3 separate regions of the Mus musculus genome follow, and regions 2 and 3 are each linked to region 1. The links are chromatin loops, found by intact Hi-C in ENCODE. Cell type or tissue: gastrocnemius. All regions are shown on one strand.

Region 1 (2,500 bases):
AGAAGTTATTAACATTTCTATCTTCCTTTTATAGACTCATACCATTAGCTCTCTTGAAGCTTCGCAAAGGATTTTCTTTCTTAACATTAAAACAGTTTCTTTCATAAACGTAGACCTGGGGGCTGGTTACTGGGATAAGTGATAGAGCCCTTGCTATTCTTGCAGAGGACCTAGGTCTGATTCTCAGCATTCATAAGACATCTCACAACTGTCTGTCACTCCAGTCTAAGGGGACCTGATAATCTCTCCGGGCCTCCATGGGCACAAAGCACACACATGGTACACACCGTAGACACATATACACTAAGGTAAAGCACTTAGGCACATAAAACAATAAATAAATAAATCTAAAAATAATAGAAATCTACATTTTAAGTAGATTCTGATAACACTACATTCTGATTATCAATAGGATATCAATATTTACTTATATAAGCTTACCAGAAAAGGTAGATTGAATCATAGATACTATTTTTTAAATTCAATATTCTTTTCTTTTTAAACTTATTTATTTGTGTGGGGGCACTGTGTGGCTTCCTGGAACTGAACTCAGTTCCTCAATCTTAGCAGTAAATGTCTTTACCCCCTGAGCTATCATGCTAACCCAACAAATACTATTTTTGAATAGAGAAAACCACAGATTTTGGTGCCAGGACAACTTACAAGATGTTCTTTTTATAGGCTAATGCATCTTGAAGCAATTAAAATAAATAGAATTCTTTCAGGAATAGATAATCTTGGGGCCTGGAAGGTTGGTTCAGCAGTTAAGAGACCTTGGTACTTTTGCACTGGACCCAGGTTTGATTCCCAGTAACCATATGGTGGATCACAACCTTTGTAATTCAAGTCCCAGGGAATTTTAACACCCATTTCTGGGCTCCTTGGTACCAGGCACACATATGGTGCACTTACATATGTGTAGCTCAAACACACAGACACATAAAATAATAAAATAAATATATCTAATAGGATATTTTAAGAAAAAAATATCTGTGTGGAACTTAATTCCTCATTTTATTACTGGTTCTGTTGTTCATACCAAAGGCGACAGCTTCCCATCACAAATGGATTTATGTAGCACTTATAGAACAAAGAACTTTATAAAGAAAGGTTTCTCACTCTTTCCATTTGATTGTAAAGAGAACCTAACCTTCCACAAGGGGGCATCTTTACACCATTTGGTCTCTGGGAAAAACCACTTTTTTCTTTAATGTTATTGTGCCTTCTAACCACACCTGGATAGAACTCAGAAATAGATGAAGTGAAATAAGTGACCCAGAAAAAAACAAGTATCACATATTCTTTGATACATGCACATCCTAGCTTCTAACATTATGCATGTGTGTTTCTGTGGAAGTGAGTTAGGTCATGGAACCAGAAAGGGGCCCTGAAGAGGGAAGGAAAGAGTTTTAAGGAATAAGGGCAGGAGAGTAATGAAGTGCATACGACTTTAAAGTGGAAGGGCAATACTGAAGGTGGAAAGATTCAAACAGGGATGAAGGTCAAGGAGGTGGAGGTGGGAGGATTTAAACAGGGTTAAAGGTCAGGGAGATGGGGGTAGAAGAACTTAAACAGAGATGAAGGTCAGGGAGACGGCAAGCGGTCAAACAAAACAAGTATATATGAAAATTCTTATGGAACCTATCACTCTACATGCTAACTAGAAACAAACAGCAACAAACCTCTTGTAGCTACAGTGTAAACAATTCAGACAACCGCAATCACAAACATAAGATTAAAGTAACAACTGAGAGATGGCACAGAATGTATGCCTCAGGGTGTGATGCCCACAGGCTACAGCATCCCCTATGGACTATTCTCTGGATGTGATACCCACAGGCTACAGCATCCCCTATGGAGTATTCTGCTCAGAATGACCACTCTGAATGCAATCAGGAGAAGGGATCAGACAGACACAAAATAAGGACTGTTCTAACTTTCTTTTAAAAAAAAAGTTAATTTCTCAAAAATCTATGTCATCATAGTCAATAAAAGCCAAGAAAACTTTTCATATTTAGACAAAAGAAACCCATGATAAATAAAGATAGCATACTAGTTGAATCTAGTGGGATCTTGTGCTGGAAAGGGGAGGAGAACAGAGCTGTAGAAGGCATCATTGAACCAATTAGCAACATCAGAAAATAGATGGTAGAGTAGAAAAAAGGAATAGGATTGATGGGAAGTCTGCTGAAGTGGTTATCTGAAAGACTCAACCCTGTTCTTAGTAAATACGACTCAACACTGTTTTTAGTAACTACCAACTAGATTATTAGGGTAAAATTATTAAATACGGTAGGGATAGAAAACAGTTCACAAACTATGTGTGCATTCTTCATATATATATATATATATATATATACATATATATAATATTCATTTATATATGTATATGTATACATATATATATATATATACATATATATAATATTCATTTATATATGTATATGTATACATATATATATATATATATATATATATATATATATATGCGAGTGCACAT
Region 2 (2,500 bases), 210 kb after region 1:
GAGTCTCTAGGGAGAGCTATTAAGATGGGGAAGGAAATGTGGGAAGAATACTCAGAAACTAGTGTGCTGAGATTTGCCAAGCCAAACTGGGAGGTAAGAAGCACTTACTGGAGGATGAGAAAAGGGATCTAGAAGACAGCGAGTATGAGTTCAGAGAGGCCAGTAGGAATGGAGGTCACTGCACACGCACTAAACCAGAAGGATGGGAGGGCAGCCTTCCACACTGGCAGCTGAAGGGTAAACCAGACCACACTTATGGACAGACACTGCACAAAGGCAACGAAAAGCTGAAAGCTATTCACACCTGGTAGTTGTTTTTTCTAGGAATAAAAAAAAAAAGTAACATTCAAAGATGACTGTGTAGCCTTGTGTGAGAACGTGTTTATTAAAGTTCAATTGTTGATCACATGTGTGAAAGCAGAAAAGAGAATACTAGAGGTGGAAGTGCGTGAGCTAGAGGAGGAGGGCTGGGGAGAAGGAAGAGGAGGAAAAACAATTCTTGTTTGGAAAATGCCATGATGAGACCAATGCTTTGCTCAGTAACTTAAAAAAATTAGTTACTTTTAAATTACTTAAACATAAGAGAAGTTAAATAAGATAAGCATACATTTACCTTGAAAAGATACTTTTTATGCATGCAAGTATGTGCACACACATTGCGTCACATCTGCCATCCCCAGCATGGCTTGGCCATGGAAACCTGAGTAGGGGCAGCAAGGATGGACACACGTACACAGAAAAGCTAGAGTTGTGTGGAATGTGCCCATTTTGATGGAGCCATACCTATTACAACAACCAGGAACCTCAAACTGTTTATTATGTCCAGCCACCAAGGAGGAGAAATTAGCTAGTCTCAGTAGCTGTGGATGAGCAGTCTCAGGCTCAAACACCCAGGAGGTAGCTGCATTGGCTAATTTTTACACACAGTAGTAAATCCCTCCTCCTCAGACCAGGACCAGGGGAAGGGCTTTCCTTTCCTAGAGGAGGAAGGCTTTGCCAGTGTCACGTGCCTTGGAGGCCTTGCTCCTTGACATGGGTGGCTCATGCCAAGGAACGCCGTGACCCAGAACTGCATTTGTTCAGGACTTCACTCCCTCCCTATGCATGGCTGCTTGTCTGTGAGATCATAACATGGGTGTAGCCAGGAGGGCACCAGATGCCCTGGAACACAGATTAGAGGTGGCTGAGAGCTGCTGTGTGGGTGCTGGAAACCACCTGTCTCCTCTCTATCCAGATGCAGTCCTTTGTTCCTTGGGGCAAATGTCCCTCCCCTCTCCCTTGTCCCTTTCTTCTCCCCTTCCTCTACCTCCTAGGTTTGTCCCTTATCCCTGCCCTCTGTCCCTCTGGGGACATAAATCTCCTTTGTACTGAGAGCCCGGTCTTGGGTGTCTTGTGCCCACTGCTGGTCCCTTCAGATATAACACAGTCATTAAAATGTTAGGAAAGAATAACCTATATGAGAAAATGTTCACAGTAAGTGGAAATTGAAAAACAGTTTATTTATTCCATGTGTGAGGGGAAATGGGTTGAGCTACGGTAACGTGTTTTCATCAGTTATCTTATTAGTAAAAGTTCGGATGACTTAAAAACATAGTTACTTTTCTGCAATTTTCAGATCATATAAGACTGTTTCTCTGTACCGGCAATATCCTGAATATTTTAAATGTTATTATTTCACCTACACAAGAACTTTAATGGGTTTTAAAGATAGGGAAACAGGCTTACAGAGGACAAATTAATTTAAACCTGGTTGAGTAGGGGGCTGCTAAAACTAAACTTTACACACACACACATATGCACACACACGCATATACACATACACACACATATACACACACATACACACAAACATTCTCACACACACATACACACATGCACATACACACACACACATACACACACACAGGCACACACATATACTCACACACATATACACAGACACACATGCACAGGCACACATTCTCACACACACACACACACACACACACACACACACACACTCACGCACGCACGCACGCTCTCACTCACACCATTTTAAAAACAGAAAGCAGTGTCTACATGGTGATCATGTTACAAGGTAAAGTGGCTCCTCACTGAGACCCAGTCAGTGAGAACACTTGAGCAAAGCATGGTGGTAGCTGGGAAAGAGAAACACTGAAAGTGAATTTTAATTTCCCAGAACCGGATGCAGCAGGGAATTAGACGTGGCTGTGCTGATGGGTGTGCTGAAAGAGCAGAGCCAATTGAAGCTACACACTACACTATTAAAAGTCTTCAACCTCTCCACCTATCTCCCATCTTAGCGAACACCAACAACCACAACTCCGAGCTCCCATCCCCAAATCTCCCATGCCAAAAGCTACTGAAGGGCTTTGACTAATGTTAGAGCTCTTCAGGAAAATAAATGGCAGAGAAGTGATCGTAGCTGCAGCTTCAAGGATGGCAAAGCTGCCTTCAAGAAACTGTAAGTGGTGTGGAACAAAATGGCAAGGACTAGAAT
Region 3 (2,500 bases), 220 kb after region 1:
TTATATGAAATGGAATAAGAAGGGTTGAACTTTCTACTCAGTGACTTGGTGATAATTTTATTTAGTGTCTCATGACTAACTCAATGAGAACCCCCACCCTCACCCCCAATCATTCAGCTCAGGTCATCTAGCTGGACAGCAAGTACCTTTATGATCCGTCTCCCTGAAACTCAGAAAGATATCATGGTCACAGGAAAGTCTCAGTAGATGCACACAAGGGAAAGGCCTCTGTGTTCTTTACCGAATTAGGTGGCTGGCCTTGATCAGCATCTTTGTGGGTTAGAACTCCAACTGTCAGTTTGTTGGGGTAGGGAGGGGGGTGGCTTCCTTTAAAATTAGTCATGGGGTTTGCTCTATCCTTGGTTCAAATCTGTTTTAACTTGGGCTATGTATTTGAGAGGGAGAACTCTGGATCGCACCTGCTAGTTGAATTTGATACAATGTAGCATGGATTTCTACCCAGCTTTACAGTAAGTTCTGACAGACTCCTAGGGTTGTACCAGGCCCTTTACAACAGCCCTTGTGCATATCCCAGGACTCTCTAGCTTGTAAAGGTTGTTGTTGTTATTGTTGATGTTGTTGTTTTAATTACTACTATTACTAACCTATTTTATTAAATTATATGTATCACGTATTTGTGTATGTGCATGCAAGTCTGTGGGGTGCCCAGAGGACAAATTGCAAGCTTCCTTCTTTCCCGCTACTATAGTGGTTCTGGGGCTTGAAGTCAGGCTATCAGGCTTTGCCAGGGCTGACTTAGCCCACTGAGCCACCCTGCTAACCTATAATATTTTTAATTCTTATAAAAAAAAACTGACTATATGCATTGACATTGCCACAGGCTCCTTTTTCTGTCATTTAGAATTGGCAGTTTGCTGAGCCTCAGAGAGCCGGAGCCCTCCCCACTCTGAAGCAAAGTGACTGTCTTAGGAGATACCAGACGGCACTGACATTCTTCCCGGCAGCTTGTGGGCAGTCAAGCAACCCTTAGAAAGCTGTGTGAAACCACACCACAATTTGCTCTTGAATGTACCCTGGCATGGTCAGAAGAGCACCCTCACCTCAGCCAAGTCAGCCAGAGCACTGCACCAGGATGCAGGCAGAAGGAAGGGAAGCTGGAATCACCGGCAGGAATGTGTAACTACACACAGAACTCAAAAGGACATCTTATTTTAGAAAAGAGAAGAAAAGGATACCTAATTGCATGGAAAGGCTGTAATTTCAGCAGCGAGCGCACCTGCTTATGTAAACACAAAGTGACAGATCCTTAGCTCTCAATAGGCAAATCGGTCGTAGACCATAGAAAGAAAAGATGCCTACTGCCAGCTCCAAAAAAACACAGCTGGATAGGTCGGTGCACAGTCCAGGGCTAGGACGGCCTCTTTGCTGTTCATTTTTATTGTACATGCCAAGGGAACACTATTTTAGATGTTGAGGATACATGTTGGGGGAGGGGCGCCGTGCCCGCTCCAAGCATGCTGTGGGGCTAGGGGAGAGGTGAGGGACCACATGCTAACAGACGTAAGGATGCTCTTTCAAGAGAGACAACCAAGGAACCTAATAGCCTAGGGTAGCCTTCGGCTTGCCTAGAGAGCCAGGCTGTGCCAAGAACTTAGGACAGGCAGTGGGGTAGGAGGGGTAAGAGGTAACAGCCAGCTATGTCAGCGTGATTTTTAAAGTGTGGGAAAACTGGAGCCATGAGAACACAGAATTGGTAATTTCACAGGTAGAGAAATCAAACACATAAACATTGGACAAATCTGAAATATTCTAGTTTTAAACCGCTCATTTGCAATGACAACAGACGCAGGCTAAAATGAACGTTTCTCTACTGCAAAATGTGCGAGCGCTCCCCGCTGTGGGATAGGAAAGTGGCATTTTCAATTGAGCAGGACAGAGGTCTAACGGGCTCCCCTCTCCAAACCCCCACACCTCACTAGCCTCTCATGCAGGTCTTGTTGAATGAAGGAAGTTCCCCATCACAGAGAATTTGAGAAAGACATATAGACTCATATCTAGAATGGGCTAATATTTCCCACTGTGAGAATCTCAGTTCCCAAGAGGAAGTCCAGTGGGAACATTTACAGTGGCCAGAGTCCATCCACCTACCAGCCCTCCTTGGAGGAGAGCTGGGAAAACTGGAAGCAACTTCACTTACCCTCCTGGGTGGGCCAGCCGCGCTCCTAACCAGCCGGCTAGTGTACTGAGTTCTTGCTGTGTCATGGGCTCGACGCTCGGTGCTCTAGAGACTACCTCATTAAACTTTCACTACAACCCTGCCAGACACGTACGCTCACTGGTGTGCCCTCGAACACTCTAGCAACAATCTAGACCACCATCATAAATATTTTGCGTAGGCAAAACTTCAGAAGTCACACGCTAAAAAAACGTAGACACACCGAACACGTGCATTAAGACTCTTTTTATTTGTTAGAGACCAATCAAAGAAGACTCCGAGTTTCTTTGGCATTCAAGACAAAAGAAATAAAAGCTAGCATCT

What was found. A loop is a pair of places that touch in the nucleus more often than their neighbours do. Peaks named below come from ENCODE experiments on the same cell type or tissue, not always from the same donor. Only the 100,000 strongest peaks of a DNase experiment are listed, where the experiment ranks them.
Region 2: it touches region 1 in a loop (4-fold over the local background); 18 of 42 quality-filtered maps call a loop at or near these places.
Region 3: a loop joins it to region 1, with 4 times the contacts of the local background. A loop is called at or near these places in 17 of 42 quality-filtered maps.

The regions. Positions count from the first base shown.
Region 1 is chr3:69,700,772-69,703,271 of GRCm38, reverse strand. No RefSeq gene overlaps it. Among named protein-coding and RNA genes, the nearest start is that of Nmd3, 20 kb to the left of the region's middle. In gastrocnemius, a CTCF peak has its summit at 1,155 (motif pointing right); no DNase peak of the experiment used is centred here.
Region 2 is chr3:69,490,047-69,492,546 of GRCm38, reverse strand. All of the region lies in intron 1 of Ppm1l (protein phosphatase 1 (formerly 2C)-like), which reads right to left. Among named protein-coding and RNA genes, the nearest start is that of Gm52607, 29 kb to the right of the region's middle. In gastrocnemius, a CTCF peak has its summit at 1,402 (motif pointing left); a DNase peak (open chromatin) is centred at 1,066; H3K27ac peaks cover 430 bases.
Region 3 is chr3:69,483,300-69,485,799 of GRCm38, reverse strand. All of the region lies in intron 1 of Ppm1l (protein phosphatase 1 (formerly 2C)-like), which reads right to left. Among named protein-coding and RNA genes, the nearest start is that of Gm52607, 22 kb to the right of the region's middle. In gastrocnemius, a CTCF peak has its summit at 1,112; DNase peaks (open chromatin) are centred at 989 and 1,466; H3K27ac peaks cover 193 bases.